2 separate regions of the Homo sapiens genome follow, and region 2 is linked to region 1. A link is a loop called in an ENCODE intact Hi-C map of the cell type or tissue named here. Cell type or tissue: CD4-positive, alpha-beta T cell. All regions are shown on one strand.

Region 1 (4,000 bases):
TTTTTTTCCCTTTCTCTCTCTCTCCCTTTTTTTTCCCCCGCCAATGTTAATTTTGTGCACACAACTCTTCTATTAACTCCTAGAAGGCGGAGACTGTATCATCCTAGATGTAAAATGCACTCCAACTTGGGTTCGGCTTAGAATTTTTAAATACAGCGTGGTCAAGTTTTTTTTTTCTTCTTCTCCCTTTAAAATTGTTTGTTTAATGAGAGCCATCTAAGAATTTTTAAAAGTTGCAAGTACACTGCAAATAACTTTTTTTCCTCTCTTGAATCATTTAAAAGTAAAATACCTAGTGGATGCCCAAGTACTACTATTAAAATCAGGAAATTAACATTGATGATTTAATACCATCTAATCCTCGGTGCGCAATCGGTCACCAGTTGTCGCAAGAATGTTCTTTATAGCAAAAGGCTCCTCTTCAGAATGATGCGTTGCATTTACTTGTCCTGTCTCCTTCGGCTTCTTCCGTGTGGATCAGCTCCTCAGCCTCTGCTGACTTTCATGATCTTGACACTTCTGCTGACAAGCCAGCCGGTTTGTAGAATGTCCCTTTGTCAGTCTAGGTTTTCTGGTGTTTCCTCCTGATGAGATCCAGGCTCTGTTTATTTAGCAGGACTTCCACAGAAGCCATGCAGTGTTCTCACGGCAGCCTCTCAGGTCGCATGATTTCCGTGTGGCCTGCTTCTCTGCCAGGCTTCTCCTCTGTAAAGTTACTGTTTTCCCTTTGTGATTAGTACCTGTTTTAGAGGGAAGTGCTTTGAAGCTGTGTAATATCCGGTGCCTTATCAAATTTTCATTTTATTCAATTATTTATGGAATTATAAGTTATGTACGTATGTATCCATGGTGCCCTATTTTAATTAATGGTTACAATCCATTCATTCATTTTGATGCTCAGAGTGTCTCAGATTGGGCCAGTGACAGCCCATTCAAGCTGACTTTTGACCTGTCTGCATTATTCTTTAGCACTTCCTTACTTCCTACTCCAAGATGGTCCAGATTTACCTTGTGCTTTCCTGACCCAGTACTAGAATCAGCCATTTTCTAAAGATCCTTGGTTCCTTTTAGTGGAGAATGGTATCTAGAAACCAAGGTCTCAGTGCTAGGTGTGCTCATTGCTTTTGAGGTGTTGCTACTTCCAGGCCCTCTGGGTAGACAGAATTAAGGAGTGTGTGTGTGTGCATATTTATCTATTTGTATATCTATATAAATATATATCTATATTTATTCATATATCTTTATGTATATCAAGGAGTTTATATATACCTCCAATTCTGATCCAACACTATAGACTTTGTTCTATTTTGTCTCCCTGTCCATGTTTGTAACTCCCTGAATTCCTGCCTCCCCAGTGCAGATCTATACATTGCTTAAGCTCATGTAATGGCTTTAGAATTGAATTGTTCAAAAAGGAAAGAGAAAAAGAGTGTCTACATATTTTGGAAATAAACATCCTGCCAGCAACTGAGAACAGGCTCTGAGCCACTCACTATTAGATACTTGGGATGTGCAGATAAATAACCCGGCCTCTGTCTCAGTGAGCTCAGATAGCAAGAGACAGAGATTTTAATAAGCCACATTTGTAATGAAAAAATATGAATTATGCCCAAGGTGCTAAAGGAGTGGTTTGGGAAGGCCTGACTCTTCCTCAGAGAGCCAGCTTTAGTTGAGAGGTGAAAGAAGAGAAGCAGGGATGAGGGAGGGGCAAGAGGGAGAGGGAGACAGATACAGGTGGGGTAAGCCACGTGGGAGCCATCTGGGGGCCCTGTGAAGTATGATGCCCAGGATGCCCTGAAGGATTTGCAACAGAAGGAACCTGACAAGTGTTACATTTGGAAGTATCTGTGTCTACCGATGTAGAGAATCTTGGTCTGTCTTTATAGGCTTGGGATGGGGGGCATGTTGAATTGGTAGAAAATATTTTGGGGGAAAAATTGTTTAATTCTGTTAATAGCCAGTTAGACTGAGCTCAGTCTTTCTCTTCCTCCTTAAAAGCCCAGGATTTTTTCCTTGAAAAGCAGATTTGTTATATTAGATTCTTTATATATTTTCAAAAGTTCTTAAAACATAGCGAATATATTGAAGTTAAATTTGAATCGTTAACTTAGTTTGAATTAAATTTACATTAGTTTAAATTAAATTTGAATCATTAAATTTGTATACTGCCACTAAACTTATAATGATTTTCTAATAATTATTTTAACAAAAAGAACTTAAGTCAATCCTTTGAATTAAAAATTAACAGTGTGGCTTTATAAACATTCTCTGTGGGTTTGAACTAGTTGTAAGTTATTCAAAATTGTTTATTTTCTATTGGGCTTTTACATAGATCTCTGTAGGAAAAGCTGCTACCAATGTATTTACGCAGTGACACCTACTGGTTAAGTTGAGGCAAATTTTTTGTTAAATTCTGTCTGCCTTGTTCTGACTATAGAATTCTGATAATTTGCTCCACAGTTACTGTGTTTGGAAGCAGATTCAGGCTATATCTATGTCAGCCAGTAAATTGACTTTCTTTTTTCTCTTGTAATCATTAATGATAAACCTGCCATTGAAAATAATCCTGAATCACTGATACAACTTGCACGAGACATTATTTTCATTGTATCAATAGAAGCTTTATTGCACTGCATCTTCTTTGTTTGTTTCAGTTCATTTTCCAATTCCAAATCTGGCTATGAAGTTGAAGGATAATAGATATCTGGATTAGCCATCAGCTTTAAAACACAGAAGTCATGTCCAATTTGAGAGATCCTGAACAAGTAGCGTTCTTGGTCCTCAGTAGGAAGTTGGAATTTGGAAGCCTTAATTATTTTGCTTGTTTTTCATTTTACTTTCAAATACAATTGCAGCTAGCTAAAGAACAAATTCAATATATGCTATGAATCTCACCCATATGTTAATTGTTCAAGTGGGATAAATGGTAATGCTCCATGTTTTAATAAGTCTGTTTAGTTCAAAGATATTGTGTAAGAGGCAGAGAACATAATCCCAGGTGCCTTGCATCGCCTCATTACTCTGCTACTGGATAAAGGGTGATTGCGAACCAGCCCAGCCTATGTTTCATTTTCATCAAAATAGATTTTGATGCCTCTGAACCATTTATCAGACTGCCTGGCAGAGAAGAATGATTCTTTTGTTGTTTATTATATCATTTGAGAAGAAAATAACATTGAGGCAGAATCCCAGGTTGTAGATTAGTATGTGGCAAAGGCCAAACTCAATATTAAGGGCTCTGAAGCAAAAAGTGGATGTCCCAGTGTGAACAGGCTGCATTGGGCAGTGACAACCTCTGACTGTGGAATGTAAGCCAGCCAGGGCCAGAACTGTCTCATTAGCCACACCAGTCAAGGGTCGGCAGTGGGTCCTTACAGAACTGAAATGAAAACTTCGTCCAGCAGAGTGTCTCCAGTACATTACATGCACTCAACAAATACCTGCTGAATAAGTGAACTACCCTGAAATCCATTGAGTATTCATAATTCATTTTGTGTGTTGTACACATATTAATCCTTATTCAGGGTATGTGTTTTAAAATGTACTGTGGATTTATTTTAATCAGGAACAGTAGGACAGGACACAAAAATGACTGTCATGAAGGAAGCAATTCTTATGTTGCAGATTCCTAGACACAGGAGTCACACCACACCATGCAGGGCCAAATGGGGAAGGAGTGGGATCAGTCAGTGGCAGAAAGATTGAAGGGAAAGCATGAGTGACAACCTTTATTGTGGGTACCAAAAAAAAAAAATAGAATGAATAAGACATACTATTCGATCACACCACAGAGTGACTATTTTCAATAACAACTTCATTAAACATTTTAAAATAAACAGTGTGGCTGGGCGCAGCTGGTCATGCGTGTAATTCCAGCACTTTGGGAGGCCGAAGTAGTTGGATCACTTGAGGCCAGGGATTCGAGACCAGCCTGTGCAACATGGTAAAATCCTATCTCTATGAAAAATACAAAAATTAGCCAGGTATGGTGGTGTGCGCC
Region 2 (4,000 bases), 280 kb before region 1:
TTGCTTTGATATTAGAACCTTTTTAGTAGACTAGTAATTGGAATACTAACATTATTTACTTACTAGGAAAATCTTTCTTTAACTGGCTTCATTTTATATACTAGCTGTGAAATCTCAGTTTTGATATTGGTATCTAGTAAGTATTAAATTATAGCTATTATATTTGTTTTAAATGTTTATGTATATACTGTGTAGAAGTGTCTGACACATACCAATCACACAGACCATATCTGGGAGGAAACACTGAAGTGGAAGAGAAAAGATTACCAAAATCTTCCATCCTGTGGGAAGAATGTTCTCAGTGGCCTCAAGCCATTTATTTATCATGGCCAAATCAGAAGCTATCTAATCATTTCTTTAGCACTGATTTATACAGAGCTCTGTTGAGAAGTGACTCTTCTCTTTGCAGTCTTTTTTTTTTTTTTTTTTTGGACACAAGATCTCACTCTGTCACCCAGGCTGCAGTGGTGCGATCTTGGCTCAAGCAGTACCTCCCACCTCAGCCTCCCGGGTAGCTGGGACCACAGGCTTGCGCCACCACAACCGGCTAATTTTTTATATTTTTTGTGGAGATGGGGTTTCACTGTTGGCCAGGCTAGTCTTGAACTCTTGAGCTCAAGCCATCTGCCTGCCTTGGCCTCCCAAAGTGCTGGGATTACTGGCATGAGCCACTGTGCCCAGCCTCTTTGCAATCTTAAGGGTCAATAGACCTCTTTTTGTAGAGTCAGTTATACTTAATTCATAATTTTAAATCCAAGAACTTTTTCTTAACCTCGTAAAATTTTAATTAGAACAATTAAACCATTTCTTTCTGTCCAAATTTAAGTAGGAGAATCCCAGCCTACCCTGACTTGTAATGCGGAATATCTGAAATTCTTATGATCTGTATTTTGGGGACTAAACTCCAAATGTTATGTTCTGTGTTCAGGAAAATCAAGTATGTGTTGTGGAACTCACAGGAGACAGTAGTAAGCCATGTAAAAGTATCTGTGGAAGCTTCTATAAATGGATATCAGGAGGTTTTAGCTTTCCCCTTTTGCTCTGGGAGATTGCTTTCCCTCTGAGAACAAAGAGGGGATATGGGAACTGACTTAAACGTCCCCAAGCAGTGGACTCCTACTAACGGAATAACTTACATCACTTTGTCTCATTTCCTCCCCGCGGGTTTCATTGTAGTTTAAAGACCCAGGTCTGTCTGGCAGCTGGGTCTCATAGATTAAATTTCCTTCTCAGTTCCAATCCTGGGTAGCTGTTTGCCCCTTAAGTGGTCATCAATCAGCATCATTGTTAAGGACTGTGAGTGGGTCAGGTTTTCTCACATTTGACCAGTGGGCTTCTTGGATAGACAGACAAACTCGTCTTCCCTTTCTCTACCTATCCCCACCCTATTTAGCAGTAAAACAAACAGAAATAGGCCTGTCAGATTTAAGGGGCATAATACCTTGAGAAAATCCCAATAAGAAATAAGTACATTTATTTCTAATTTGGCTAGAAATTAATGGTAAACACCGTTGTAAAAGTGGATCATGGTAGCCCAGGTTAGACTAAACTCTGGTGGATAGTATTCTGATCTATACATTAGAAATAAATTATGTCACATTATAGAATGATTTAAATATTGCATTTTTAGAAATAATAAGCTCTTAGTGCTGTGAATTTAATGGACGCATACAAGCTTCCATCTTAAGTCATAATTATTTTACTCAAAAAAAGTGAAGTTTCTAATAGATGCTCAGTAGAGGTCAAAACAGTGGTTTCTGTGGGGGAAGTAATGACCAGGAGGGGGCATGAGGGAGCCAGGTGGAGCCGGAAGTGTTTTCTGTCTTGATCTGAGTGTATGTAGTTCATGTTGTTGACACAGGTGGAGCTGTATGAAAAATTAATCAAGCCAAATTGCAAGATTTGAAAAGTTTATTATATGTAAGATATATGTTTACGGAAAAGCCTCTAAAAACATAAGACAATGGAGCTTTAAAAAAGGTTAGGTTTTACATCTTTAAAACTCATTAATAAGATACCAAATTCAAGAGATTATAGTTACATTGTAAAACGTAATCTTCTTTTAATAAAAGCTAATAATGACTGATGAATTACAAATGCACTTATTTATTGGTGATTACAAACAATACTTAAGAACTTAAGCAGCTTGAGTAGTAGTTTAAGCTAGACAGAGCAAAGAAAATTCTTGTTTAATATATATATATTTTTAATTCCAGTAATATTTTCTTAAATTCCTGTTAAAAATATAATCAATATTAAAGTCAGCAAAATGCCTTTGACTGACGCCTGGATTATTTTACCACTTAACCTGGTTACACAGTGATTTTTTTTTTTTTTCTGTCAGATGTAACTGACAACCAGTTTAGTCTTTCTTTAAGATAAATGAAGTGATAACTCACATTGCAGCATCTTGTGGAAAATATTCAAACTACATTTAAAATGCTTCTGTAAAATGGAGAACTCTATTGCTCCACAAGAAAATGTATATGTAAAACTACAGGTTGGCTATGGTAATAGTAACTAAACTACATCCAACCCTGAAGGTAGAAAAATCCCTGAAAAGAAATACACAGCCTAGTCATAGTATATCATATAAAGGTTATTTTCTTATTTTGAAAATTCTCCCAGATTTGGAGAAATCCAAACCTTTCCATAGTTCCCTTACTAGGCAGTGCCACATAAAGTTATTTAGTTAACATTATGATCATGGCTTACGATTAAATTCCATATGACAAACACTTATATATAGCAGCCGTCATTTTGGATGTTGGTTATGACAATATTTGCAGTTTGATTACAGAACACGCGTTCATTAAATTTGGTACAAAGCATGAACACTCAGGACAGATTGGCACAATACATGCAGTTCGAGAATTCTCTTATCATCTCAAGCCAGTCATCACTGAATAAGCCATAGTCCCAGTCTCGTTTTCCAAATCTTTCTCATATTGTAACTGACATTTAAAATGCTTCTTAAAACATCTTCCAGAATACGAAAAATACACTTTAAAAATCAATTATCTGAATGCATGATGGAAATGAGGCAGGATGGCAGAGCCAGTGCCAGCTGAGAACACATGAGGGATGGGGGGCAGGGGGAGCTGGCCCAGGCTCACAGTGCCCATGGCAAGTGGGGGTTCTTGCTGCTGCTGCCCCAGACAGCTTAACCTGTGGGGCAAAGATTCCCCAGGCCCCAGGGCAAGAGTGCTATTCCCAAAGGTATTTTGGGTAGCAGGAGGGGGCAGCTGCCAGAAGCCCAACAGGGGGGACAGGTCCAGAGAGGCAGGTATTGTTAGGTTCACAGCATCTGCAGGCAGCTCCTTGGGCAGGTTTACTTTACCAGCATTTCCCTTAGCCAGATCAAAACCTGGGTTGAGCTTTTGAGGTGACTGAGGCTCTTGCAGAGGCAAGTCCTCAAACAAACTGATATTGCAAAAACCTTTAGTATCTGCTTTGAGGGGCAGGCTTGCAAGTGGGGAGTATGAGGTAGAAGTGGTGTTGTACTTGTGATTGGGAAGGGGTGGCGGAGGAGAGCCAGGGGATACCGAGGGGTGGAGGGAGGCCAGGGACTCTGGCAGCGGCTGCATAGGCTGGGCGGCTTGTTCTGGGGGACTGAGGGTGAGGCTATGGACCTCAGCTGGCAAGCTACTTGCAAGCCCGTTCTGGGCAGAAGCTCCTAAAGGGAAAGGAGGCAAGGCAGCAGCCTTCAGTTGGAATGAAGGCGAGATGGTGTGGAAGGTGCTCAGAAGGTCTCCGGTCTGCAAGCTCTCTTTCATCAGCTCCTGTGAGTGGGTCTTCTTGGTATGCCGGGTGAGGTGATCCTTGCGCCCAAATCTCTGGGCACAGAACTGGCACAGGAAGTCCTTGCATCCTGTGTGGACCACCAGGTGGCGTCGCACATCCTTCCGGGTGTAGAAGCATCTTTCACAGTGGTCGCACTGGTGCTTCTTTTCCTTGGTTCCGCTAGGGGGCTTCTCTTCCGCATGGGCTTTGAGGTGGT

The links. Peaks named below come from ENCODE experiments on the same cell type or tissue, not always from the same donor. Only the 100,000 strongest peaks of a DNase experiment are listed, where the experiment ranks them.
Region 2: it touches region 1 in a loop (4-fold over the local background); 15 of 110 quality-filtered maps call a loop at or near these places.

What each region holds. Positions count from the first base shown.
Region 1 is chr6:144,216,909-144,220,908 of GRCh38, forward strand. No RefSeq gene overlaps it. Among named protein-coding and RNA genes, the nearest start is that of TRL-TAA1-1, 2.4 kb to the left of the region's middle. In CD4-positive, alpha-beta T cell, a CTCF peak has its summit at 2,351 (motif pointing left); DNase peaks (open chromatin) are centred at 1,753 and 2,383; H3K4me3 peaks cover 201 bases; H3K27ac peaks cover 522 bases.
Region 2 is chr6:143,938,407-143,942,406 of GRCh38, forward strand. PLAGL1 (PLAG1 like zinc finger 1) reads right to left here. Exons shown (of 8, transcript NM_001317162.2): 8 at 1,894-4,000. The coding sequence ends at 3,018. Among named protein-coding and RNA genes, the nearest start is that of HYMAI, 68 kb to the right of the region's middle. In CD4-positive, alpha-beta T cell, CTCF peaks have their summits at 1,812 (motif pointing right), 2,011 and 3,914 (motif pointing right); DNase peaks (open chromatin) are centred at 1,805 and 3,885.